Linked DNA regions of Homo sapiens: region 2 is linked to region 1. The links are chromatin loops, found by intact Hi-C in ENCODE. Cell type or tissue: endothelial cell of umbilical vein. All regions are shown on one strand. Each heading gives the region's core, and the rest is flanking DNA. Links, peaks and the distances in the headings are about the cores only. Region 1 holds the start of ZBTB39 (zinc finger and BTB domain containing 39). Region 2 overlaps RDH16 (retinol dehydrogenase 16).

Region 1 (9,472 bases), core at 1,473-9,472:
GATCCGGTGACTTTCTTCATTTGGCCACCTAGATGGAAGGAGGGACAGCAGTGGATTATCAGAAGGGTCCAGTAGTAGCGGTCTAGCCCTCAAGTGCTCCTTCATTCATTCAAGCAGGCTTAATGTATTAAGCACTTATTGTGCCAGGAAGTGTGGTAAGGGTCAGTGTGGACCTGCGGCCGTGTGCAAAGCCACAGATCCCTGCCTTCAGGAAGCCCACAGCCTAGTGGAGGAGATATATAGTAATCAAACAATCTTACAACATTTTGTAAAATGCCCATAGTAGATGTTCTGAGGAGAAGCTTTTGGAACTGTGAGCGTAGAACAGGGGAGGTGAAGAGAGTTTGGATAGGGTTTTTCACTCTTCAGGCACCAAGTCCCGCGCACAGTGGATGGGCGCTTAGAAAAAGCCAGCCTGGGGACTTGGAAGCCCCTGCACCCCTCGCGCAGGTCCTGGACCCGGCCCCGCCGTGGGGGGGCGCTGCCTCCTCCCGGGCGGCGGGGGGCGCTGCGGCCGGGCGGCGGGGGGCGCTGCCTCCTCCGGGACGGCGGGGGGCGCTGCGGGCCGGGCGGCGGGGGCGGCCCGGGCCGTCGCGGCGAGCCGCGCGGCGGATGGAGAGTCTGGCCGCGGCCGGCGGCGCCGCCTCCTCGTCGGGCCGGGCACGGCGGGCCGGGGCCTTTGTGTGAAGCGGCGGCGGCGATGGTGCTCGGGGCGCCGCAGAGCCGGGTAAGCGCGGCCAGGCCGAGGGCTGCCCCTGGCCGAAGCCCGACCTTCGGCCCGGCATTTATCTCGCTCTTGCTGGGGTCCCTCTTGCCCGCTCCCTTCGGCCGGACCCATCCTCCCCGCCCGCGCGCCGACCCCGGCCGGCCCCGCCGCCCCTCGCTTGGCCCCTTATTCAGCCCCATGCCCCCAACAGGCTCACCCGGGTGAGCCCCGCGCTGTTTGTGGAGGGACTGAGGCGCTCGTTGCCTCCAGAGGGAGCGCCCCAGCCGATGCAGCGCCCTTCCCTCCCAGATGCGACTCCGGAGGGGAGACCGCGGCGCCCGGGGATTGTTGGGGTGTCCTTGGAAGTTCCCAGCTTCCCCCTCTCCCACCCTCTCCTCTGGCTGCCCAGTGCTCCGACCCGCCCATCGTTCAGGGGTGGCCACCAGGGCCCGGGAGATGCTTGGCCGGTACCCCACAATACTTAGACGCTTCCTGGGCCCCAGAAAAAGTTGGGAGTTGTTAGAATCTGGAGAGATGGAGAAAGGGGCTGTGTTGGGCAGAGTTGTGAGACTGAACAGGGATGCAAGTAGCTCTTCTTCCTTAGTCGTGCAGGAGTCAGAAAGGGCAGAAAGTGGTAGTGAACAAGCCTCTAGGAGTCTTACCTGTATAATTAGAAGTCTTTCTTGCGGCATCAAGTAAATCTGTTAGTGCAGGGACAACAAAATATAAACCCCGAAAAGGGTGGCGAAAAAGAATACAACATATTAAAGTAATATTAAATACTACCACAGTTGTGTTCTACTTTTCTTACTGTGCATTCTGAGTGTTTTAACTTCACAGAATACAGGGACTGTGATAAAGCAATATCTGGAGGGGCTCTGGGTTATCGAAAGGCCAGAGAGCGGGTATGTAGTATAGGCAGAGAGAGATGGGGATTCAAGAACGTGAGATTTATTTGGAGATTATTGAGAGGTTGAAGACACAGCAATGACAAAGCTAAAAAACGGAACCACCTTATATGTTCCTCAGTAGCTAGTGGAGCTTTGATAGTTGTGTTCAAGCATGTGCATGGTATTTGGCATCATGAGGGAAAAGAATATGCTCAATGAATTAGGAAAGCTTGTATTTGGGAGGAAATTAATAGGAGAAAAATTTGATCCAGTGGCTCTGGTAATGAAGTATAAGATTGTGTCCAAGGGAATGCCTCTGGTTCGTCTCTAGGCACCAGCTTAAAACCAAGCTATCAGATTGTCATCAGTCGTTTTGGTTTTTGTCATAACTCTTTGAGTATATACAGGGGGAGATGTCATTGCCTTGTCATAATGGAGGAACTCTCCATGCCAGTTTACTCCTGATCCCTACCTGGGGCTTGGAAGCATTCAGAGTGATGGTATTTTCTCCTGCATAGCCCCTCTTTTGCACGGATGTGTTTGGCCATCCATCTTTTTCTCTTGCTATCCACAGATTAACTGTGCTGATAAGGAGGTAATTTCATAGGAGCTGCTAAGATGGGCATGAGGATCAAACTGCAAAGCACCAACCACCCCAACAACCTGCTGAAGGAACTCAACAAGTGCCGGCTCTCAGAGACCATGTGCGACGTCACCATTGTGGTGGGGAGCCGCTCCTTCCCGGCCCACAAGGCTGTGCTGGCCTGTGCAGCTGGCTACTTCCAGAACCTCTTCCTGAATACTGGGCTTGATGCTGCCAGGACCTATGTGGTGGACTTCATCACCCCTGCCAACTTTGAGAAGGTTCTGAGCTTTGTCTACACTTCAGAACTCTTCACAGACCTGATCAATGTTGGGGTCATCTACGAGGTAGCTGAGCGTCTGGGTATGGAGGACCTCCTCCAGGCCTGTCACTCTACCTTTCCTGATCTGGAGAGCACTGCCAGGGCCAAGCCCCTGACCAGCACCAGTGAGAGCCACTCTGGTACCCTGAGTTGTCCTTCGGCAGAACCTGCCCATCCCCTTGGAGAACTCCGAGGTGGTGGGGACTACCTTGGTGCTGATAGAAACTATGTGTTGCCCAGTGATGCTGGAGGGAGCTATAAAGAGGAAGAGAAGAATGTTGCCAGTGACGCTAACCATAGCCTGCATCTGCCGCAACCGCCCCCACCACCGCCAAAGACAGAAGACCATGACACCCCTGCTCCCTTCACGTCCATTCCTAGCATGATGACCCAGCCACTCCTAGGCACTGTCAGCACGGGCATCCAGACCAGCACGAGCTCCTGCCAGCCATACAAAGTTCAAAGCAATGGAGACTTCAGTAAAAACAGCTTCCTCACCCCTGACAATGCAGTAGACATTACCACTGGGACCAACTCCTGTCTGAGCAATAGTGAGCACTCCAAAGATCCTGGCTTTGGGCAGATGGATGAGCTCCAGCTCGAGGACCTGGGGGATGATGACTTGCAGTTTGAAGACCCTGCTGAGGATATAGGCACAACTGAGGAGGTGATTGAGCTGAGTGATGACAGTGAGGATGAGTTGGCTTTTGGAGAGAATGACAATCGGGAGAATAAGGCCATGCCCTGCCAGGTGTGCAAGAAAGTTCTAGAGCCCAACATTCAACTGATCCGGCAGCATGCTCGGGACCATGTGGACCTGCTGACGGGCAACTGCAAGGTCTGCGAGACCCACTTCCAGGACCGAAACTCCCGGGTAACTCATGTCCTGTCCCACATTGGTATTTTCCTTTTCTCCTGCGACATGTGTGAAACTAAGTTCTTTACCCAGTGGCAGCTGACCCTTCACCGACGGGATGGAATATTTGAGAACAACATCATTGTCCACCCCAACGATCCCCTGCCAGGGAAGCTGGGTCTCTTTTCAGGGGCAGCCTCCCCAGAGCTGAAATGCGCTGCCTGTGGGAAAGTATTGGCCAAAGATTTCCATGTGGTCCGGGGCCACATCCTTGACCATCTAAACTTGAAGGGCCAGGCCTGCAGTGTCTGCGACCAGCGTCACCTTAACCTCTGCAGCCTCATGTGGCACACGCTGTCCCATCTCGGCATCTCAGTCTTCTCCTGTTCTGTCTGTGCGAACAGCTTTGTGGACTGGCATCTTCTAGAGAAGCACATGGCTGTGCACCAAAGTCTGGAAGACGCCCTCTTCCACTGCCGCTTGTGCAGCCAGAGCTTCAAGTCAGAGGCTGCCTATCGCTACCACGTCAGCCAGCACAAATGCAACAGTGGCCTTGATGCACGGCCTGGTTTTGGGCTGCAGCACCCAGCTCTCCAGAAGCGGAAGCTGCCAGCAGAGGAGTTTCTGGGTGAAGAGCTGGCGCTGCAGGGCCAACCTGGGAACAGCAAGTATAGCTGCAAGGTCTGTGGCAAAAGATTTGCCCACACAAGCGAATTCAACTACCACCGGCGGATCCACACGGGGGAGAAGCCATACCAATGTAAGGTGTGCCACAAGTTCTTTCGAGGCCGCTCGACCATCAAGTGCCACCTAAAGACACACTCGGGGGCCCTCATGTACCGCTGCACAGTCTGTGGGCACTACAGTTCCACCCTTAACCTCATGAGCAAACATGTTGGTGTGCACAAAGGCAGCCTCCCCCCTGACTTCACCATCGAGCAGACCTTCATGTACATCATCCATTCCAAAGAGGCGGATAAGAACCCGGACAGTTGACTGGGTCCCGGCAGAGCCACGGGGAGCTCCCAAGCAGCAGCCAGGATGCTGATATCTAAGAGGTGTTGGTCCCTCCCCAGCTGAAGTTATAATTTTGCCTTGGTAGGAATTCTGTTCTGTGTTGTGTTTAAAGAAGAAAAGAAGAAGAAATAGCACATAAGCTGTTACTGTTGTTGAGAAGCAACAGCCCTATCACATTTACCTCCATACCTGTTCTTGCCCATGCAGGGCTATGTTTTTCATTCTTTTGAGGCTGGTTTTGGGATCTAGTCAAGCAGTTGGTGTCCACTAGACCCCCTTCCCCAGCCTCTCTAGTTTTAGTTTACTGATAGGTTTTATGCTGCTAAGAATCCAACCAACAGCCTCACTTAACAGAGGAGGTAAAGGGAGGTTTTCACTGTGGGTGTTACTGCAGGCCTCCAACTGGGATGACCAGCAATGAGAAAGATTTTGGGAATGTGATCATTCAGAAAAGACAGGTCAGCAGGGCAGTCCCCTCAGGTTCCAGCCCTCAGCAGGGACAAGACATCAGGGATGTTGGTGTCTGCTTATCTACAGCCCTAATCTGCTGATTGAACAGTGAAAATCTTTTGGCAGCTAGATCCATACTAGGCACAGAGCTTTCTATTTAGGTCAGAAAGCTTTGGGATGAACCCCTGCCAGCCAGAAGGGGTGTCCTGCAGTGCCACCAGAAGTGGCAGCCTGGATGGACAGGAGAGGTTTCTCTTTTCTCCTCATTTCCAAAGAAACAGGATTTTATGGAGTGATGGCCCGGGACGTCCGGCCTTCTGTGGGGCAGAGAGGATAGGGAACCACTTTGATATAGTCATCTGTTTTGGCCACTTCTGTTGGCCATGAGTGTCTTGGTGGAGAGGTGGGGATGTATCTGACAGCAGCAGCCTTGCCTTAATTTATATCTGGTCTCCCGTCCAGAAGTGTTTGGCCCGTGGTGTAGATGAGCTGACTCCATGAAGTGGTGGAGTGGCAGACCGCGAGCCCTTCAGGATTAAAGGGACCTGAGTAACTGGTGGTGTGTAGCAGGGTGTGCGTTCTGACTGTCTGTCCTAGTCGGGTAACCTGTTTACTTTGTGCTAACAGTGCCGGAGCTTTGTCAGCTCACCTTTGACCTGCTGGAATTTATCCTGATCTGTCGTTGCCATCACCTCCAGGGGGCGCTATTGGATGGCAGCTGGTTCAGGCCCTCCGTGGGTGGCTGCAGAGTGTGCCGGCACAGCCCACGCAGCTGGTTAGCTCCACTCTTACTTGGTTTTCTAAGGGGCTTTGCCCAAAGAAGTCTTGAGGGATAGGGCCCTCGATCTTGCATACTTGTGAGGTGCCACCTCAGTAGCTCATACTACCTCACCCTGCTCAGGTGAGCTCTGGGAGTCCCTGGCCTCAGCCCTGGCACTGCCCCTGGTGGGATTCAGCAACACCCCGGGCTGTTTCACAAGCAAGTGGTTTTCATTAACTCACAAAGCCTTTTTGGACATTAATATTTATTTATTTTTGTTTTTGTATACACATTACCCAGCATCTCTTTTGTATAAGAGACTTTAGGAAAATGAGTTTCTCCCCAGCAAGTAGCCATATTCCAGAGAACAGCCTTGACCAGAGATGTGGAGAACCAGGGGTATAACTAAGGGAAGACATGTCAAGCCCTTAAGCAAATTCTTCTTCTCCAGATTGTCTCTAGCATAATAAACCCAGGGAACACTTTAGGCCATGGGTGTATGTTCTATAAAGTTCGGGACAGTTAAATTCCAGGCCTTTCATCCCCCTTCCTTCCTGTGATGGAGTAGATTGGGGACAGGGTTGAGGGGAACAAGTGACATGAATGACCTATTTGCACAGTTTGGAAGCCTCCTGTCTTTATTTATATTGAGATGTCAGACAAACCAAAGCTCCATCCTTGTTGGACCTGCTGCTTCTCCCCAGCCCTGAACTGATAAAGCCTCAGAGTTGGAGTGCCTGGCTCTCTGGTGGGGTGACCATTAGATGAAGGGACTTGTACAGTGGCCAGTTTAAAGGTCCACCTTTGACCATCTAAACCCACCTTGTTCAGTGTCCTCTGAGGACATCCTCATCAGGAAAGCAGTGTTGAGACTCTTCATTGCTGACTGGCTTCTCCCTTTCTTACTCACACTGACCATTAGAATTTAAGAAGGAAATGTGTAACAGACTACAGTCAAGTGTCTGCTACATTTTCAAGCATGAGCAATCCCTCCCAGACTGTTGGTGAGGACTGATTTTTGAAATGCTGGTGTGAGAGAGGTGGTAATTACAGGAACCAGCCGAGTGGCTGAGAGCAGATAAATGTGCTGGAGAAACCTTTTTCCTTAACAGAGGGCATCATGGATGCTGGGTGGTCTGTGTACTTAACCTGAAACTGTGAAGTTTTCCCTTTTTGCCAGTAAACCAAAAAGCAGATCCTTGAAACTTGGCCCTTGAAACACGAAACAGAAAACTGCATCCCCTGATCCCCCGGGGGCTGATCAGATTGATCAGGGTGGCTCAGTTGGTCCCAGTCAGATACGTCATAGGATCAGTAGCTCATGAGATTTGTTGACCAAACCCTCTCCCTGTTGGTGACCCCTGTATTCACACCTGAACTTCCCGTTTCCCCCCACCCCACCAAAGTCATGTCTGCTTCCTCTGCCTCCAGCTCACCCTCTTCTGAATGGTTTTGCTTGAAACACTATATTGTGGCAGAGGGCACCCTGGGATACCTGGTAGAAGGTATTCATTTTATTTTGCATTTTTAATTGTTTTGACTTTCTGTTCATTTGATTTTGTTGCTCCCTCTCTCCTGGAACCTAGTTTACTACTCTCTTCTGTGTTACTCTGAAGTTCTGTTTAAGCCTTGAACATCCTCTTCTCCCATTTTCTTGGTATGTACTCAGGACCAGCTACATCATTTGTGGAGCCCTCTTATTCATAAATTATTAAAAATTTCAAGGTGGTGGTCATAGAGCATTAAACCAAATATGAGGCCATTCCCAACTTGTTTTCCGAGGGGAAAATGGTAATACTTGTGTGGCACCCGGGGTTAAACAGCAGAGGCTCCATGTGGCCAGAGGCAGAGATTAGTATCCTGGCACTCCAGTGACCCACTGGGTGACTCACTGATGCCACAGCACCCGCTAGGAAGCTCTGCTGAACCTTAGTATTTGGTCCTAAATTTTATGACTCCATGGAGTTCCCGTAGTCCATGGCTAGTTAGGAAGAAAGGAGGTGGGATAAGGGTCAGGCCCAGGTGACCCCTAAGAACCAGGAGATGGGTAAAAGTTTTTTTTTATATTCTGCTTTTCTGATCTGTGAGTACCTGTTTGTCTCCAGGCCAAACCTTTGGGCTTAAATATCTTTTTCCTAGACAGGTTTTTGCTAGTGTTGAATTTTCTTCTTCCTCTGGCCTCCTTCTGTGCCCCTTTCCCCAAGCCCAAGACTGCTTAACTTCCAAAGCAAATTCTAGATAGACACTGTATTTATTGGTATGGGAGTGGGCTCTATGGGGTGGTCTGCACCCATCTGGGACTCTTTTCCCTAAATCCTGCACCAAATGAGTCAGGAGGCAGGGTGCACAGCATTAGTTTCAATGTGGTTATGCATCATAAGCTTAACATCAGAATGAAAATGAAACTCGATTTTGATGTTTCTTTAAAACCCTTCCCCTGTCCAATCCACTCGCCGCCCCCACCTTGAATAGCTAAAGTCTCTTATGAAACAGAGAAGAGTTGTTGACGTCTAACTCCTTCCATTAAATTAATAAGTACTGACCTCCTAATATTTAAGTGTTTACTATCTATTGCTGTAAAGTTTTGTATATTTTGTAAACTTTTTTCCCCAAATAGTAGATGTCTAAAATCATTGTACATCTGATTCTTTTATATTCCATTGTTCAGCACAAAGTGTGGTTTTTATTTAGAATAAAAAAAGAAATTTGAAATGAGAGTTCTCTTCCTACCTACTATGAATATGCTCATACCTGGAGTTCAGAATATCTGGGCTCATCACCCTTTCAGCAGCACATTTCTGCCCAGCAGATGCCAGAATTCTTTCAGGTAGCACATTTTCCTTTCCTGTAGCTGGAATTCCCCAGGATTAACTTGTTGACCTGTTTTTAGTGGGAAATTAAGTCAAAGACTCAAACTTTTCAGGGGGTATCCCTGAGAGGATCCTCCGTCAGCCCAGAGAGAGTGGTGGGTCCCTGCCCGTGTCTAGTTGGACTAACGTTACTAAGTGAGAGATTTGGCTACAGTTTGTCTTGCCAATGCCATTTGATTTGCGGGGACATGGTGTGTCTTTGAGTGGAGCGAGGCAGATTGAAACAGGGAGGAGGCAAAAGTTTGGCATAGTTTAATGAGGTTGATACATGCGTGAATCCACAGAGGAGACAGACCTCAAGAAGTTAGGGAGTGATGTCCATTTGGCCCCACAGCACATGGCCCAGGCAGGGCTCCCATCAGTGCTCAGTAGATGCTGAGTGTAACAGCTGGTTCCCACTCTTCCCCTCCATGGATGGGAGGCCTTAGGGAAGTATTCATACTGCCAGGGTGATAACTAATCTTGGGAGCGTGGCCTCTAAGGTGATCTGGAATGTGACAGAGATGTAAAATTTGGTTTCCTTCAGGAAACTCCTGTAGCCCAAGTCAGAGGAGGCAGTGATATGGGCATCAGATCTTGGCTTGCTTTTTTGTGTTGGGACAAGAGAGGAAAGTCTTTTTCAATGTGAATTCTGCATTGATAGGCTAAGCCCTTACTGCGACCCAAGCCACAACCCAGACTCCTGGTTCAAAAAGCCTTCAGCTCTGTGCTACTGAGAAGCTGTCTGCAGCTTAAGACCCTTTCAGGTTTGGGCCCAGTAAACAGGGAGATGCAGGTTTCCTTCCATGCTCCTGACAAACCTGGGTGCATATGCAGTTGGAGCACGCTGTCAGTGCATCCACAGAACAGTTCTGATTTCTCAAAGTAGAACAGGTGGTCTCCAAGTCAGTGAGTAGTTACTCCAAGTTAAACATTCCAGACACATGGAGCACTTAAGCAGGACAGAGGAGATGGTGAAGAGGCTATCAGTGATTCCATCCAGTCCCCTTACCACGGGCAGGATTAAGAGGCAAAGGAC
Region 2 (16,871 bases), core at 4,720-12,719, 55 kb after region 1:
GGTGGAGTCTGTGTACTGAGTGGGGTGACGCAACCTTGCTTTCTTCCCAAAGCCTGTGCATTGGAATTCCCCTGTGCTTTCTATAAAAATGTTACTGATGCAGGATGTTTCAAGACCAGTGCCCTGAGTTCAAACACTTGGGAAACAGGATGTTTCCCAAGTTCCCCCAAGCCTAGGATTTCAGGTCTGTCTCTTTCTCTCTTTCCTGTCTCCCTCACTCTCCCTCTTTCTTGTCTCTTATTCCATCAACAGATAGTTGCTGGACAATCACTATATAAGGTGTTAGCACACCTGAAAATGCAGCTGTATGTCTGTAATGTCTGCAACATTCATGTTTAACTAACCAAACATTGGTCTTCATGTTTCCAGACTAATGCATGGACAATAGTTCTTTAACATGATTTCATGCAGTCCTTAAATAGGGGTAATAGCTTATTGTCTTTCAGGCAGTAGGCTGGTCCATGAAGAGTAAATGGAGAAAGACCTGGGTTTTGTGGCCCACCAGCTGCTGAATGCTCAGCCCCCACCCCTGTGATACTGTGGTGTTTGTTATACCCTCCTCCCCATCCCACACCTGTCAGTCTGCCCTCACTTTATTGGGATGTGATTTGCACCCTAACTCTGTCCACCTGCACAGGCACAACACAGTGATGCTCTCTCATCTTCCCACTGTCCCAGGACTCTGGGGCCTGGTGAATAATGCTGGCATCTCCTTGCCCACGGCTCCCAATGAGTTGCTCACCAAGCAGGACTTCGTGACCATACTGGACGTGAACTTGTTGGGGGTGATTGATGTGACTCTGAGCCTGCTGCCCTTAGTGAGGAGGGCCAGGGGCCGTGTGGTCAACGTCTCCAGTGTCATGGGCCGGGTGTCACTTTTTGGTGGAGGCTACTGCATCTCCAAGTATGGCGTGGAAGCCTTCTCTGACTCCCTCAGGTATGGGTCTGGGATGGGGCCCACCCTAGTCTTCCTGCTCCTGTCCTTGTGGGGAAGTCTTTTCCAGGGAGTTCCTTGAATCCCAGCCTGTAAGTTCCTTTCATGAGATCACTCTCTGTCTTCATGTGTGACACCCTCATCTTCCTCTTTCTGGATTGGGCTGGCCATTCACTGGGAAGCACCTTCCTGAGTGCTGGGCGACAGGAGGGGCCCCAGGTCAGAGAGTTTCTTGAACGATACCTCTTCCCTGGATGGATCTCTTGGTCAGAAACTGCCAGAGGCAGAATTGGACCTGGATCTTTGGCTTCAGATCCTACCAAGAGGAACACAGTACTGAGGTTACCAAGCCCAGGACAGGGGAACACTGTGTATCAATGACTAATCCCAGGGAAGGACCCTAAACACTTCTTCCCATTGCACCTTGGTATTGGAGCCACAAAGGCAGACCAGGCAGTCAGTGCTGGATGGAAGAATGCTTTGCACCCTAGAGAAGGAGCAGAGAAAGATCAGCTACAGCAGTGTGTGTTGGTCCCCTAGCCAGGGAGGCTCTCCCAGCAGCTGACACTGGGCATGTGGCTTGCTAACACCCCTCTCTTGCTGTAGTAGAAGGACCCCAACCCCTCCTCCCAGGAATCTGAAATACTTGTAAACCTGGGGCATGCCTTAGGGCCGCGGACACACACAAGCTCATGCAGACGCAAGAGCACTCACTGAGTCAGAAACAGGGAAAGATATTTCCACACCAGGAGATGGGTGCCTGGCTCTGGGGCTCTTCCTCTCTAGGGAGAGAAATGCTTCAAGCCCTGAGGCCATTCCTTCATGGCTCTCTGGGGCCCAAAGACAGCATGCAGGAGATGGTCTTTCCCAGCAGAATTCATATCCAGAGCCCCTTTGACGATGGGTAGAGCATCTGAGTCCACACAACAGACACTTTAGGCCCTTGTCCAAGTGGCCAAAAATCCATCCTTAACAACAAGGTTTTGTCTGTGACTTAAAACTTGATACCTGGGAGAGGGACAAGAGATATAGAATCAAGTGCCAATGCTTATAAGGTTGGTGACCAAGTCAACCTTGCTGGCCATGGTACCCACCTGAGTTGAGGAGAGTCCTGGAGATTCCATCTGAGCTGGGGATTGAAAACTCAAGCTGGGGATTGAGAACTCCACCTGGCAGCCTGGTAAGGAAGACTGGGAAAGGCTCCTAGATGAAGGAATGCCATCAGCCCAGGCCCAGAGTGAGCATTAGCCACCTGCATGTACTGCAGAATCCTCTTGTGGTGAAGGTCAAGGCCAAGCCTGGTGGGGGATGCTGGGCAGGTGGTCATAGGTGGGCTCCTTGAGGGCCTGTGGGCCCTGGACAGGAGTTGTGGCTTATGCTGTTGGCAGTGGAACCCCCTCCAGAAAAGGGATTTGCTCAGGGGAGCTCCTTGGTCCAGTCAGCTTCTAGACTCCCACTGACTGCAGGAAGCCCAGTGGTTGTAAGTGTGGGGAGCCAGACTGAAGACAGATGCTTCTTAGAGGACAGCTGCCATCACCCAGCTCAGAGGCCAGGGAGATTCCTGGGGCAGGAAAACGAGGGAGGGGACTGAGGACTGGAGAGGAGGCAAAATGTGGGAATTCTGGTGATCCACTGGATGTGAGGGACATAGGAGGAGACAGCACTAAGGTGCTGCCTTGCTTTGGAATTGGTAGGATTTAGGGCTAGTAAGCTCAGGTGTGTAAAATATGGAAACTCCATACAGAGGGAATGCCACCATGATAATTATGACCCCTTGATTGCTGGAAATTAAATATTCCAAGCTTTCTATTTTACCCATTGTCCTCATATGTTGTGATATCATAGTTTTACTTTTATTGTTTGTGTTTTACCTTCCAAGACCCCCGAAGTTTTTCCCCTCTGCTTCTCTGTCTTGCAGGAGGGAACTCTCCTACTTTGGGGTGAAGGTGGCTATGATTGAACCTGGCTATTTCAAGACTGCTGTGACCAGTAAGGAGAGATTCTTAAAGAGCTTCCTGGAGATTTGGGACCGGTCCAGTCCAGAGGTCAAGGAGGCCTATGGCGAGAAGTTTGTTGCAGACTGTGAGTAAGCTGTGGACAGTGGGGAGAGAAGCAAACCCTCGTGTGGAATCCTTGGTCTACCATTGGTGTCTGAAGGGCATTAGAGTTTGATCCCCAGGCTCTCCCTTCCCCACAGAGTGGAGACCTTTAGCCCCATTTCCATGATGGGTGCTGTGTGGTCAACTGGTCATGAAAAGCAAGTGTCCAGGCTTCTCAGAACTTGGGACCAGTGTCTATCTGAACCCATCGTTACTGAGGAACAAAGGGAAGCCAGAAAGGGAAGACATTGGTGGCTGATCACAAGCTGGCATTAGAGACAGCTTGTTTTTATGTGCTGAGACTTCTACTGTGGGTGGAGACCATCATTTATGCAGTCCAGATATTCCCAAAGAGAGACAGACATGACTTAGTGTGAGACACTTGCTACTTTCACATGGATGGGCTCCAGCTCAGGGAATTTGGATAAAAGAGATTTGAGGCATTGCTTGACTGGGGGTTGTGGGGTGGCATGAGTTCTTAGACCCTTTCCACTCTAAGTTGAATCCAAAGCAGGAGCGGTTAGAGGTGGAAATATACATGGATTGTTTCTGATTCTTAACAGATAAGAAATCAGCTGAACAAATGGAGCAGAAGTGCACACAGGATCTGTCGTTGGTGACCAACTGCATGGAGCATGCGCTGATTGCCTGCCACCCCCGTACTCGCTACTCAGCTGGCTGGGATGCCAAGCTTCTCTACCTCCCCATGAGCTACATGCCCACCTTCCTGGTGGATGCCATTATGTACTGGGTCTCTCCAAGCCCGGCCAAGGCTCTATGAAGCTAAGGTTGGATGCATGGTTGCATGGATTTGGGGTGTGCTATGAGGGGTGGTGTATCCTTGGGAGAGATATAAAGTGGAGGGAGGGAGCCGTCCGGTCAGTAGGGCACCAATCCCACCTCCTTCATTACCTCCTGGCCATGATTCTCCTGGGAGATAATTCTGCTCTCTGGAGATGTTGGTAGGAAAGTTTCAAGTTACGCAGCTGAGAAACAGGGACCAAATAGTGCTCCTGGGTGCATTGTCACCGTGGGTGGCCACTCAAGGGTCCAAGCCTCTAGGGCCATCCTTGGGCTAACAACTGGGGTGGGTGTGAGCAGGTGGAAGGAGCCTCAGCCCATGCCATTACCTCCTGCTTCCTTATCAGGCTGTGTGTTAATTCTGGGCCAGTCTACACCCTCCCACGGGGTGGAAATGGCCTGGAGGATGTGAGGGCACCCCTCCTCTGAAGATCCCTGTACACGTGGTGTTGGGACTGGAACCATTATGCGGCCCCATAGGCCTCAGGAGTCATCCCAGAAGCAGTGGCTGGGAGGTGGTGTCCTAAGTAAGGATCTGTGCAGAGGACAAATAAATCAGTTTTTGATTTGTCTTGAAAGCATGGACTTCCTTTGACTCTTTTGATGTTGAAAAAGTTGATAGTTTCACCCATGTGCAGTGATTTGAATGTTCTTGTGAAGCTCCACTTGGATTCCAGACACATGAGATTGCAATCCCTCTCTGAGTCTGGGTTCCCACCTTTGCTCAGCACCCAGAGTCACTCCATCCAGAAAGTCAGGTCACTGTCAGCCTCCCTAGGACTAGAAGTCAAAGGCAGAAAAGAGTGAACAGGAATAGATCTCCTCCTAATATTGAATTTTCTGCTAGAAGGAGAACAAGATCCCAATGGGGAAGTCTGATCTTAGAGGCAAAGAAAGGGGAAAAAGGAAAATGGGGATGGGAACTCCCAAGCTGCTGGGAGGGAGTAATGGAGTGACTTACACAAGAGGGTGTCAAGAGTTTTTACACTTTCACTCCTGAAGATGTCCTTTCCCTAGATTTGGGTGGCCTTGGGGAGCAGTGGCAGGAAGAGGCAGGTACCTTCCTGAATATCAGGGGATGAGAGGCATGGCCTGAGAATGGATTTGAAGAGAGAAGTTGGACTATCCCTGCCCTCTCCCAGCCCTTGTTGCCACCAAGGTGAGGGGCAATTGTTTTCTTTCCAGGGGGTTCTGGAGTAGCCTGTGGTCACAGAAATAGACCCAAGGACAAGACAGCAAGGCGACCTCAACAGCCATATTGACAGGCAGGCCTCAGATCCCTTCCCTGGGGCAACTGAAGCCTCCTCCCCTCACCCGTGCCCTCTCTGTGTCCCTTAGTGACGGACCCTCACTTTAAAGTCATTGCACTTTCCCTGTGTCATCCCTCAGGTCCCCCACCATATCCCAACACACCCACCCCTCCAGTGACAGGGAGTGAGAGTCACTGCTGGACTCATCTTTCATATTTTCTCTCCCTTTGTTGAGCCCCTGCTGTGTACTGGAGAGAAATTCCCTTGAATGACCTGGTCCTCATCCTCAATGTCTTCAGTTTTCTGATGATGTCGCAAGTGTGGACTCAACACAGAAAGCATTAGGGGAAAGGGGTGTAGAATCCTGGACTCAACACAAATTGTAGTTGGGAGGTAACTCCCCAGGATTCTCATTTTTCTTTCTTCAGGATAAAAGTCTAGGTCTAGGATATGGAGCCTTTAGGAAGCCCCATGTTGTTTAACAAATCAGTATTTATTGTAGAAACAGAGATTGAGGTCAGATGTTGCAGGGCCACTGAATTTAAAACACGCAATGAGGCATGGTGACTCATGCCCGTAATCCTAGCACTTTGGTAGGCTGAGGTGGGTTGATTACCTGAGCTCAGGAGTTAGGGACCAGCCTGGGCAATATGGTGAAACCCGGTCTCTATTAAAAATACAAAAAATTAGCTGGGTGTGTTGGTGTATGCCTGTGTTACAGCTACTTGGGAGGCTGAGGTAAGTGGATCACTTGAGCCTGGGAGACGAAGGTTGCAGTGAGCTGAGATTGTGCAACTGCACTCCAACCTGGGTGATAGAGTGAGACCCCCATCTCAAAAAAAAAAAAACAAAATAAAACAAACAAGCAAATGAAACACACACAGTGAGGAGCAGGTGGAGATAAATGGCAGAGTAGAAGGCTTCACGGATCATTCTCTCTTCCCCACCCCACACCAAGACACCAAGTTAACAATTGTCTCCGTATCAAAAAACACCTTCATAAGAACCAATAATCAGGTGATGATAACTCTTTAACCTGGTTTTAACCTCATATTGCTGAAAGAGGCACTGAAGAGATAGAAAAAAACAGTCGTGAATCACAGACCCTACCGCTCTCCAAACCCTGGCAGTGGAGGCACAGTGCTGAGAGCATCTCTGGGTGCTGCGGGAGGGAGAACACAGCAATTGTGAGGCACTGAACTCAGTGCTATCCTGTTAGAGCAGGAAGAAAAACCAGACCAAAGTCAGCTGATGCCCATCCATGGAGGGAGCATTTAAACCAGCCCTAGCTACAGGGGAATCACCGATCCCAGCAGTCCTGAGTGCCCACAAACCTCGATACCAAGGGCTACAATGCTCCATGTCTCCAAATAAACTTACATGGCAGTCTAGGCCATAAGAACTGCAACTCATAGGTGAGGCCTAGTGCCACAGGGGAGTCTCTGATCACAGCAAACCTAACTTGAGTGCCCGCAAACCTCGCCACCAAGGGCTACAATGCTCTGTGTCTCCAAGTAAACTTGAAAGGCAGTCTAGGCCATAAGGACTGCCCCTCATAGGCTAGGGGTAGTGCAGAACTAGGCCCAGAGGCACTGGATTAGGGGGACACATGACATATTGAGACGCAAGCTGGGGCAGCAAAGGGGAATGTTTGTATCACCCCTCCCCTAACCCCAGGCTGCACAGCTTGATGTTCCAAAGGAGACCCCTTTCTTCCACTTGAGGAGAGGAGAGAGAAGAAGAGTGGGGAGGATTTTATCATGCATCTTGGATACCAGCTCAGCCACAGCAAGATAGGGCAATGATCAGAGTCAGGAGGCCCTCATTTCAATCCCTAGCTCCCATATGACATTTCTAGACAGACCCTGGGCCAGAAGGCAACCCAGTGCTTTCAAAGAAAGGACCCAGTGCTGGCAGCATTCATCACCTTCTATCTGAGGAGACCTTGGGCCCCAAATAACCAGCACTGATGGGCAGTTACTACACTGAGGACCTTGGGTGAGCCTCTGAGACTTGCTGGCTTCAGGTGAGACTCAGGACATTCCCAGCTGTGGTGGCTATGGAGAGAGACACCTTCTGTTTGAGAAAAGTGGAAGGAAAAGTAAAGGAGACTTTGTCTTGCACCTTAGGTGCCAGCATGGCCACAGTGGAGTGGAGCACCAAGCAGACTATTGTGGTTTGTGATTCCAGGACTTGACTCTTGGATGGCACTTTCTGGACCCACCCTGGGCCAATGGGGAGCCCACTGACATGAATGGTGTGTCCCAGGCCAGGCAGCATTCACCACAAGCTGACTTAAGAGATCTTGGGCTTTAAGGGAATATTGATGGGAGTCTAGCGGTACTCCATGTGGCTTGGGGTGGTGGTGACTATGAGGTCAGGCTCCTCTGTCTTTGGACAAGGAAGAGAAAAGCAGGAAGGATTTGTTGTGTGGAGTGAGTGCCAGCTCAGCTGCAATCCAACAGGACACCAGGTACATTTCTAAGGTTTTTGACTCTAGTCCTTGATTCCTGCACAGCACTTCTGGAACCACACGGAGACTGGGGGACATCACTGCTCTGACAGAAGGACACAGGCCTAACTAGCTTTGTTATCTGCTGATTGTAGAGCCCTTGGGCTTGAGCAAACATAGGCAGTAGCCAGGGCCTTACAACAGGCCTTGAGTGAGACCCAGCACTGTGGTGGCTTCACGTCTGACCCAATGCAGTCATAGTGGTGGTGACACAGGGGTGCTTGTGTCACTCCACCCCCAGCTTTAGCTATCTCAGAACAAACACACACAGAGTTACTCTGTATGTATGGGAGAAAGTAAGGGAAGAGAACAAGAGTCTCTGCCTGATAATCCAGAGAATTCTCTCAGATCTTGTCCCAAACATCAGGGTGGTACATCTACGAGGTTCTGCAAGAACCATAGAATTACTGGGTGTGGGGTGCCCCCTAGAGCAGATACGGATTAGATCACAACACTGAAGTCTTTCCAAATATTTGGTAAGTCTTACAAGAAGGATGACTACAAATAAGCCCAGACAGTGAAGACTACAATAAATACATAACTCTTCAATGCCCAGATACCAAAGAACATCTACTAGCATCAAAACCATGCAGGAAAACACGGCCATGCCAAATGAACTAAATAAGGGACCAGGGACCAATCCTGGAGAAACAGATATGGGGCCTTTCAAACAGAAAATTTAAAATAGCTGTGTTGAGGAAACTCAAGGAAATTCAAGGTAATATAGAGAAGAAATTTAGAATTCTATCAGAAAATTTTAACAAAGAGTTTGAAATAATTAAAAAGAATCATACAGAAATTCTGGAGCTGAAAAATGCAATTGGCATATTCAAGAATGCATCAGAGTCCCTTAACAGCAGAATTGATAAAGCAGAAGAAAGAATTAGTGAACCTGAAGACAGGCCAGTTGAAAACACATAGAGGAGATAAAAGAAAAAATAATAAAAAGCAATGAAGCATGCCTTCAGGATCTAGAAAACAGACTTAAAAGGGCGATTCTAAGAGTTATGGGCCTTAATGAGGAGGTAGAGAAAGAGAATATGGGGTAGAAAGTTTATTCAAAGGGATAATAACAGAGGACTTCCCAAACCTAGAGAAAGATATCAGTATGGAAGTACAGGAAGGTAATAGAACACCAAGCAGATTTAACCCAAAGATAGTAATCAAACTCCCAAAGGCCAAGGGTAGAGAAAGGACCCTAAAAGCAGCAAGAGGAAAGAAATGAATAACATACAATGGAGCTCCAACACATCTGGCACCAGATTTTCAGTGGAAACCTTACAGGCCAGGAGAGAGTGGCATAATATATTTAAAGTGCTAAAGAAAAAATCTTTTAGCCTATAATAGTATAATAGTATATGTGGTGAAAATGTCCTTCAAGCGTAAAGGAGAAAGAAAGACATTCCTGGACAAACAAAAGCTTGTACCATTGTACAAGAAGTGCTAAAGGGAGTACTTTAGTAAGAAAGAAAAGGACATTAATGAGCAATACATAGTACCTGAAGGTACAAACCTCACCGGTAGTAGCAAGTACCCAGAAAAACACAGAATATTATGACATTGTAACTGTGGTGTGTAAACTACTCTTATGCTAAGTAGAAAGATTAAATGATGAACTAATCAAAAAAAGTAACTGAAACAACTTTTCAAGACATAGTCAGTACAATAAGCTATAAACAGAAACAACAAAAAGTTAAAAAGTTGGGGAACAAAGTTAAGGTGTAGAGTTTTTATTAATTTTCTTTGAGCTTGTTTGTTTATGCAAATAATGTTAAGTTGTTATCAGGTTAAAATAATGGGTTATAAGATAGTATTTGCAAGCCTCATGGTAATCTCAAGCCAAAAAACATACGATGGATGCACAAAAAATAAAAAGCAAGAAACTAAATCATATCTCCAGAGAAGAACATCTTCACTAGAAAAAAACAAGAAGGAAAGAAAGAAGGAAAGGAAGTTCATAAAACAACCAGAAAACAAATAACAAAATGGTAGGAGTAAGTCCTTACCCATCAATAATAACATTGAATGTAAGTATCCTAGACTGACCAATCAAAAGACATAGACTGGCTGAATGGATGAAAAACCAAGACCCATTGATCTGTTGCCTGCAGAAGAAACACTTCACCTATGAAGACAAACATAGACTGAAAATAAAGGGATGGAAAAAGATATTTCTTGCCAATGGAAACCAAAAAGAGCAGGAGTTTTATCTCAGATAAAATAGATTTCAAAGAAGGTCACTATATAATGGTAAAGGGGTCAATTCAGCAAGAGGATAAAAGAATAATTTTAAATATGTAATATATGCACCCAACACAGAAGCACCCAGATAGATAAAGGGAATACTATTAGAGTTAAAGAGAGAAATAGGTCCCAATGCAATAATAGCTGGAGACTCCAACACTCCACTTTCAGCATTGGACAGATCTTCCAGACAGAAGAATCAACAGGGAAACATCAGAATGAATCTGCACTGTAGACCAAATGGATCCAATAGATATTTACAGAACATCTCTTCCAATGGCTGCAGAATACACATTCTTTTCCTCAGCACATGGATCATTCTCAAAGATAGACCCCATGTTAGATCACAAAAGAAGTCTTAAAACATTGAAAAAAATGAAATAATATCAAACATCTTCTCTGACCACAATAGAATGAAACTGGAAATAAGAATAATAATTTTGGAAACTACACAAATACATAGAAATTTTAAAATATGCTCCTGAGAGACCAGTGTGGGTCAATGAAGAAATTAAGAAGAAAATTGAAAAATTTCTAAAAACAAATGATAATAGAAACCCAGCATACCAAAACCTATGTGATACAACAAAAGCAGAACTAAGAGGGAAATTTATCGCTATAAGTGCCTACATCAAGAAAAAAAAAGGAAAACTTCAAATGAATAATCTAACAATGTATCTTAAAGAACTAGAAAAGCAAGAGCAAACCAAACTCAAAATTAGTCGAAGAAAAGAAATAATAAAGATCAGAGCAGAAACAAATGAAATTGAAATAAAAAAAAACTTAACATAAGATCAATGAAACAAAAAGTTGCAATTTTAAAGTTAAACAAAATTGACAAATCTTTAATCAGACTAAGCAAAAATACAAAAAAAATAGAAGAAGATCCAAATAAATAAAGTCAGAAATGGAAAAGGAGACATTACAACTGGTACTGCAGAAATTCAAAGGATCACTAGTGGCTACTAGGAGCAATTATATGCAAATAAATTGGAAAATCTAGAATAAATAGACAAATGCCTAGATGCATACAACCTACTGAGATTGAGCCAGAAAGCAATTTAAAACCTTATTATTTAAAACCAATAACAAGTAATGAGATTGAAGCTGCAATAAAATGTCTGCCAGTAAAGAAAAGCCTGGGACCTGATGGCCTCACTGCTGAATTCTACCAAACATTTCAAGAATAACTAACACCAATCATACTCAAACTATTCCAAAAAATAGATGAGGAGGGAATACTTTCAAACTCATTCTATGTGGCCAGCATTACACTGATACCAAAACCAGACAAAGTCACATCAGAAAAAGACTATGGGCCAATATCTCTTATAAATTTTGATGCAAAAATTCTCAACAAAATACTAGCAAACCAAATTCAACAATACATTAGAAAGATAGTTCATCATGATGAATAGGATTTATCCCTTGCATGAAAGGATAATTCAACATACCAAATCAATCAATATAATATATCATATCAACAGAATGAAGCATAAAAGCCACATGATCATTTCAATCAATATTGAAAAGCATTTGATACAATTCAACATCTAGTCATGATAAAAACCCTCAAAAAACTGGGGATAGAAGGAACACACTAATCTCAAGATAATAAAAGCCATATACAACAGGCCAACAGCTAGTATCATACTGAATGGGGAAAAACTGAAAGCCTTTCTTCTAAGATCTGGAACATGACAAGGATGGCCACCATCACTACTATTATTCAACATTGTACTGGAAGTCCTAGCTAAAGCAATTAGACAAGAATAAGATATAAAGGGCATCCAAATTAAAAAGGAAGAAGGCAAATTATTTTTGTTTGTAGACGATATCATCGTATATTTGGAAAACCCTAAAGACTCCACAAGGAAACTATAAGAACTTATAAACAAATTCAGTAAAGTTGTAAGATGCAAAATCAGCATAAAAAATCAGTAGCATTTCTATATGCCAACAACGAACAACATGAAAAAGAAATTTAAAAAGTAATCCCATTTACAATAGCCACAAATAAAACTGAATACGTATGAATTAACTTAATCAAAGAAGTGAAAGATCTCTATAATGAAAACTATAAAACACTGAGGAGAAACATTGAAGAGGACACCAAAAACTGGAAAAATAGCCATGTTCATGGATTGGAAGAATCAACACAATATTATTAAAATGGCCATACTACCCAAAACAATGTACAGATTCAATGAAATCATTATCAAAATACCAACGACATTTTTTACAGACATAGAAAAGTAATCTAGGCTGGTGTTGATTGTCTGGCTTTTCCAGGTGCACACTGCAAGCTCTCAGTGGATCTACCATTCTGGGGTCTGGAGGATGGTGGCCCTCTTCTCACAGCTCTGCTAAGCAGTGCCCCAGCACCCCACATTTCCCTTCCACACTGTCCTAGCAGAGGTTCTCCATGAGAGACCTGCCCCTGCAGCAAACTTCTGCCTGGACATCCAGGCATTTGCATACATGCTGTGAAATCTAGGCAAAGGTACCCAAACCCCAATTCTTGACTTCTGTGCACTGGCAGGCTCAACACCATGTGGAAGCTGCCAAGGCTTGAGGCTTGCACCCTCTGAAGCCACAGCCTGAGCTCTACATTGGCCCCTTTCAGCTGTGGCTGCAGCAGCTGGGATACAGGGCACCAAGTCCCTAGGCTGCATACAGCACGGGGACCCTGGGCCTGGCCCATGAGACCACTTTTTCCTCCTAGGCCTCCTGGCCTATGATGGGAGAGGCTTCCGTGAAGACCTCTGACATGCCCTGGAGACATTTTCCCCATTGTCTTGGGGATTAACATTTGGCTTCTTCTTCCTTAGGCAAATTTCTGTAGCCAGCTTGGATTTCTCCTCAGAAAATGAGATTTTCTTTTCTATTGCATTGTCAGGCTGCAAATTTTGTGAACTTTTATGATCTTTTTCTCTTTTAAAACTGAATGCCTTAACAGCACCCAAATCACCTCTTGAATGCTTTGCTGCTTAGAAATTTCTTCTGCCAGATACCCTAAATCATCTCTCTCAAGTTCAGAGTTCCACAGATCTCTAGGGCAGGGGCAAAATACTGCCAGTCTCTCTGCTAAAATGTAATGAATCACCTTTGCTCCAGTTCCCAACAAGTTCCTCATCTCCATCTGAGAGAACCTCAGCCTGGATTTCATTGTCAATGTCATTATCAGCATTTTGGTCAAAGCCATTCAACAAGTCTCTAGAAAGTTCCAAATTTTCCCACATTTTCCTGTCTTCTTCTGAGCCCTCCAAACTGTTCCAACCTTTGCCTGTTACCCAGTTCCAAAGTAGCTTCCACATTTTGGGTGGCCTTAGAGAGCAGTGGCAGGAAGAGGCAGGTGCCTTCCTGGAGGCCAGGGATGAGAGGCATGACCTGAGAATGGATTTGAAGAGGAAAGTTATCCCTGCCTTCTCCCAGCCATTCTTGCCACCGAGATGAGGAGGAATTGTTTTCTTTCCATGGATGCTGGAGTAACCTCAGGTCACAGAAATAGACCTAAGGACGAGCCAGCAAGGAGATGTCAATAGGCACTGACAGGCCCCAGGTCCCTTCCCTGGGACAACTGAGTCCTCTCCCCCTCACCTGTGCCTTCTGTGGCCCTCAGTGACTGACCCTCACTTAAAAGTCATTGCACTTTTCCTGTGCCATCTCTCAGGTCCTCCACCATATCCCAACACACCCCCTCCTCCAGTGGCAGGGAAAGGAATGGAGACTTGGAACCCACAGGAAGGAAACACCCAGGGCTGCTGGGAGGGGGAATGGAAGGACTTCCACAGTGCCCCCATGGGATCCTTCACTCCTTCTGCCCCAAAAAACTATTATAGCAGGAGACGATCTGTTCCTGTCCACTCTTTCGGCTTCTCCTTCTCATCCTAGACAGCCTGACCATGACCCAGTTTTCTGAGGAGTGATTGATTCTGGGTGCTGAGCGGGATGAGGAATCTCAGGCTCAGAGAGGGATTTCCACCTAATGTGGCTGGAAACCATATGTAGCTTCCCAATAAGGTCTTTCTGTGCTCAGAAGGTCATGGACCAGAAGTGTCAGTACAGCAGCTTTGTAGAGACAGTTCTGACCCTTGTACTTAGAGCAGAGGGGTGTGTTTGCTATGGAGAGTGTGTGGGGGCTGCTGTGTGTAAGCCTGTGTCAATACACGTTTGCACCCACATAAACATCTGTGTGGGCACAGCAATGCAGAGAGAAATTTGTGGACTAGGGAAGCATTGCTGAGTCATAGTAGTTTCCTACTGGGCAGGACTTGGGGTTTGCAACTGCATGCATGAGTACTTGCAAAGGCAGTTCAAAATAGTAGAGAGATGAAGCCAGGATAAAAAAAAATGTTGCAGAAAGACAGTGATCAGGGAGGAAAGTGAAGACTTTCTGCCAAAATGCCTGAGGGCTTCTCTGCCTACCTCAGCCCTCTGTGTTCTTAAATCCTCCTGTCTGAACAGAGGCCAGACTCTCATTTCACCCCAGCCTACCTGGGTCTGTCCTCTGCAAAGCCATGTGGCTCTACCTGGTGGTCCTCCAGGGCCTGTACTACCTTCTGTGCTCATACTGGGAGAGGCAGGTGGTGAGCCAGCTGAGAGACACATAGTGTTCATCATGAGCTGTGACTCACGCTTCAGGAAGCTACTGGCCAGACAACTGAATGCACAGGCTTGCGGGAGCTGCATGTAGGACAGAGAAGGGGACCAAGCAGCTGAGGGGCCAGACTTCAGACAGGCTGGAGACGGTGACCATGGACATCACCAAGACAGAGAGCATTGCTGCAGCTGCCCAGTGGGTGAAGGAGTGTGTGGGGGACAGAGGGACCACCTCAATCCCTCCTAGTGCCTGTTTGTTTCTCTTCTCTCTGTGTCACTAGGGGAGACCTAGTGTCTGCTAACTGGGAACATTTCCAGGACTTTTATTTTCGGGGGCTTGAGCTTTCTGCTTTCCAAAGCAGAAGTCCTAGAGTGGTTGTGGCTGGGCCCAGGGTTAGAGGAGTCCAGGCTGTGGTTAGAGCCCAGTCTCTGGATAACGTTGGGTCCTGACGGTTGGCATGAGACCATCGGGGATGGGGCTGGGCAGGATCCAGGCTTCTGATCTCAGCATTCTCTTACTGGTTCCTTCACACTTGTCCCTGTTGAGGGCTTTAAGATGATCTCCGCTTGATTCACGAGGACACTGGGGCTTGGAGAGCTGAAGGGACTTCACATCAAACACCGAGTGATGAATCCTGTTCCTTTTGGGGAAAGGGAGATCATTGATTGCTTTGTTCTGATTGTAAATGGAAAACATGAAGAAATTATAGAAGAGGATAAGATTGGATAGATAGGAGGATAAGATAGGATTTCTCATTGGAGAAATCATAGAAGAGGATGAGAGTGAAACAACATTCCCCCTAATCCCAGCCTCCAGGGTTAATTTCCCTCTACTTTACACATTCTGGGGTCAGCATTTTCATCATCAAGTTTCTTCCCCAACATAACAATCAAGGTCTCCATATTCCAGCATGTGGAGAGGCCATAATTTGTTAAAGGGATTCTATATTGTTGAATGCCGAAGTTTGTTACCCACTTTTCCTGGCATAAATAACATCTCAGTAGCGATTCTCTACCAAGGTTTGTTGACAGGCTTAGCAGTGCTATTCAAGAAAAGTACAACTATTGAATCAAAGAATCCTCATTCCTTCAAGTCCAGGAAAGGTTTCTGAGTAGGGGAAGGGCCACCATTGCAGGCCTTATTGTTTTTCCAATATTCCTAGGGTCAGTCTCCGTCTCCTGTACCCCCCAGCCCTCACCCACTCACACCCCTGCCCCTGCTGGCCTGGAGTCCGTAGTTCTGTAGCTCTGACTGCTCCAGATCTTTCATGCTATTAGTTTGCTCCCCTATGTCTTCTGTAGAGTCTTCCCCAAAGCTTGCTGGACCCTATGGGGATAGGGCAGAGGTGGCCTTATGAGATGGTGGGAGGAAAAGGTGGTACTTCCTGGGGCAGAGAGTGCAGTCTGGACACCTGTGTGGCATGAGACCTCTTTCCTTCCTCCCCTCCTGCTCTGGCCATTCAGTCCACAGTGAGCTTTGGGACTCCCAGGTACACAAGGTGACCTTTTCTTCCAGGACAGATATTGCCTTGACATTGATGCAGGTTGTAGCACAGCTTGTCCCCTGATGCCCAGTGCAGGCCTGCTCTCTAACTTCCCCCAGTCTTAGGATTTAAGTGTATCTCTCTTAACCAGGATGCAGAAAGCAATTATTTATGTGTTTTTCTTATTCTTTCCTTCCATTTTCCTTTCTCTTCTGTCCTTTCCCCTTGGTTTCTCTGTCTTACCCCATTCCTGTCTTCCTGTTTTCCTGTCTCTGTCTCTCTCCCTTGGAGAGATATTTGTTGGGTCCTGGAGGCATGGGGAGAGCATCTGAGTCCATACAATATACTCTTGTGGCCCTTGGAAGAGTACCCAATAAACTCAGCCTAGGACAACAACAGGGTTTTGGCCCTGACCTAAAAGCTCTGACACCTGAGAGAGGAGCAAGAGAGCCAGAACCATTGTTGCCAGTTCTCATAGGGGTTGTGACCCAGTCAGCCCTGGTGGCCATGGCAGCCTCCTAAGCTGGGGAGGGTCCTGGCAGTGGGATCTGAGCTGGAGATTGAGGATCCCCACCTGGCAGCCTTGAACAGAAATGGGGGAATGACTTTTGTCTTCAGCCCAGACCTAGGGGGAGCCTCAGCTGCCTGCCTGTGCTGTGGGGTCCTCATGAGGTGAAGCACAGGGCCAGGCCTGTGGAGGAGGCTGGGCAGGTGGGTTCATATGGGCTCGTGGAGGCCCTGGACAGGAGCTGTGCCTCATGCTGTTGGCAGTGGAACCCCCAAAGAAGGGATTTGCTCAGGGGAGCTCTTTGGTCTAATCGGCTTCTAGACACCCACTTACTGCAGGGAGCCCAGTGGCTGTGAGTGTGGGGAGCCAGACTGAAGGCAGAGGGACGCTCCTTAGAGGACAGCTGCCATCACCCAGCTCAGAGGCCAGGGAGATTC

The links. Hi-C counts contacts between places; a loop is a spot of excess contacts. Peaks named below come from ENCODE experiments on the same cell type or tissue, not always from the same donor. Only the 100,000 strongest peaks of a DNase experiment are listed, where the experiment ranks them.
Region 2: a loop joins it to region 1, with 3 times the contacts of the local background. A loop is called at or near these places in 7 of 110 quality-filtered maps.

What each region holds. Positions count from the first base shown.
Region 1 is chr12:56,997,660-57,007,131 of GRCh38, reverse strand. It overlaps ACKR5 (atypical chemokine receptor 5), which reads right to left. Exons shown (of 2, transcript NM_007264.4): 2 at 8,685-9,472. ZBTB39 (zinc finger and BTB domain containing 39) reads left to right here and starts at 586. Exons shown (of 2, transcript NM_014830.3): 1 at 586-727; 2 at 2,171-8,296. The coding sequence starts at 2,215. The coding sequence ends at 4,353. RefSeq lists silencers at 388-747, 768-917. In endothelial cell of umbilical vein, for the core only: a CTCF peak has its summit at 5,518 (motif pointing right); a DNase peak (open chromatin) is centred at 5,521.
Region 2 is chr12:56,938,972-56,955,842 of GRCh38, reverse strand. It overlaps RDH16 (retinol dehydrogenase 16), which reads left to right. Exons shown (of 4, transcript NM_003708.5): 2 at 679-937; 3 at 2,853-3,016; 4 at 3,597-4,412. The coding sequence ends at 3,814. It also overlaps the pseudogene LOC100420982. Among named protein-coding and RNA genes, the nearest start is that of RDH16, 10 kb to the left of the region's middle. In endothelial cell of umbilical vein, for the core only: no CTCF peak of the experiment used is centred there; a DNase peak (open chromatin) is centred at 7,982; H3K27me3 peaks cover 617 bases.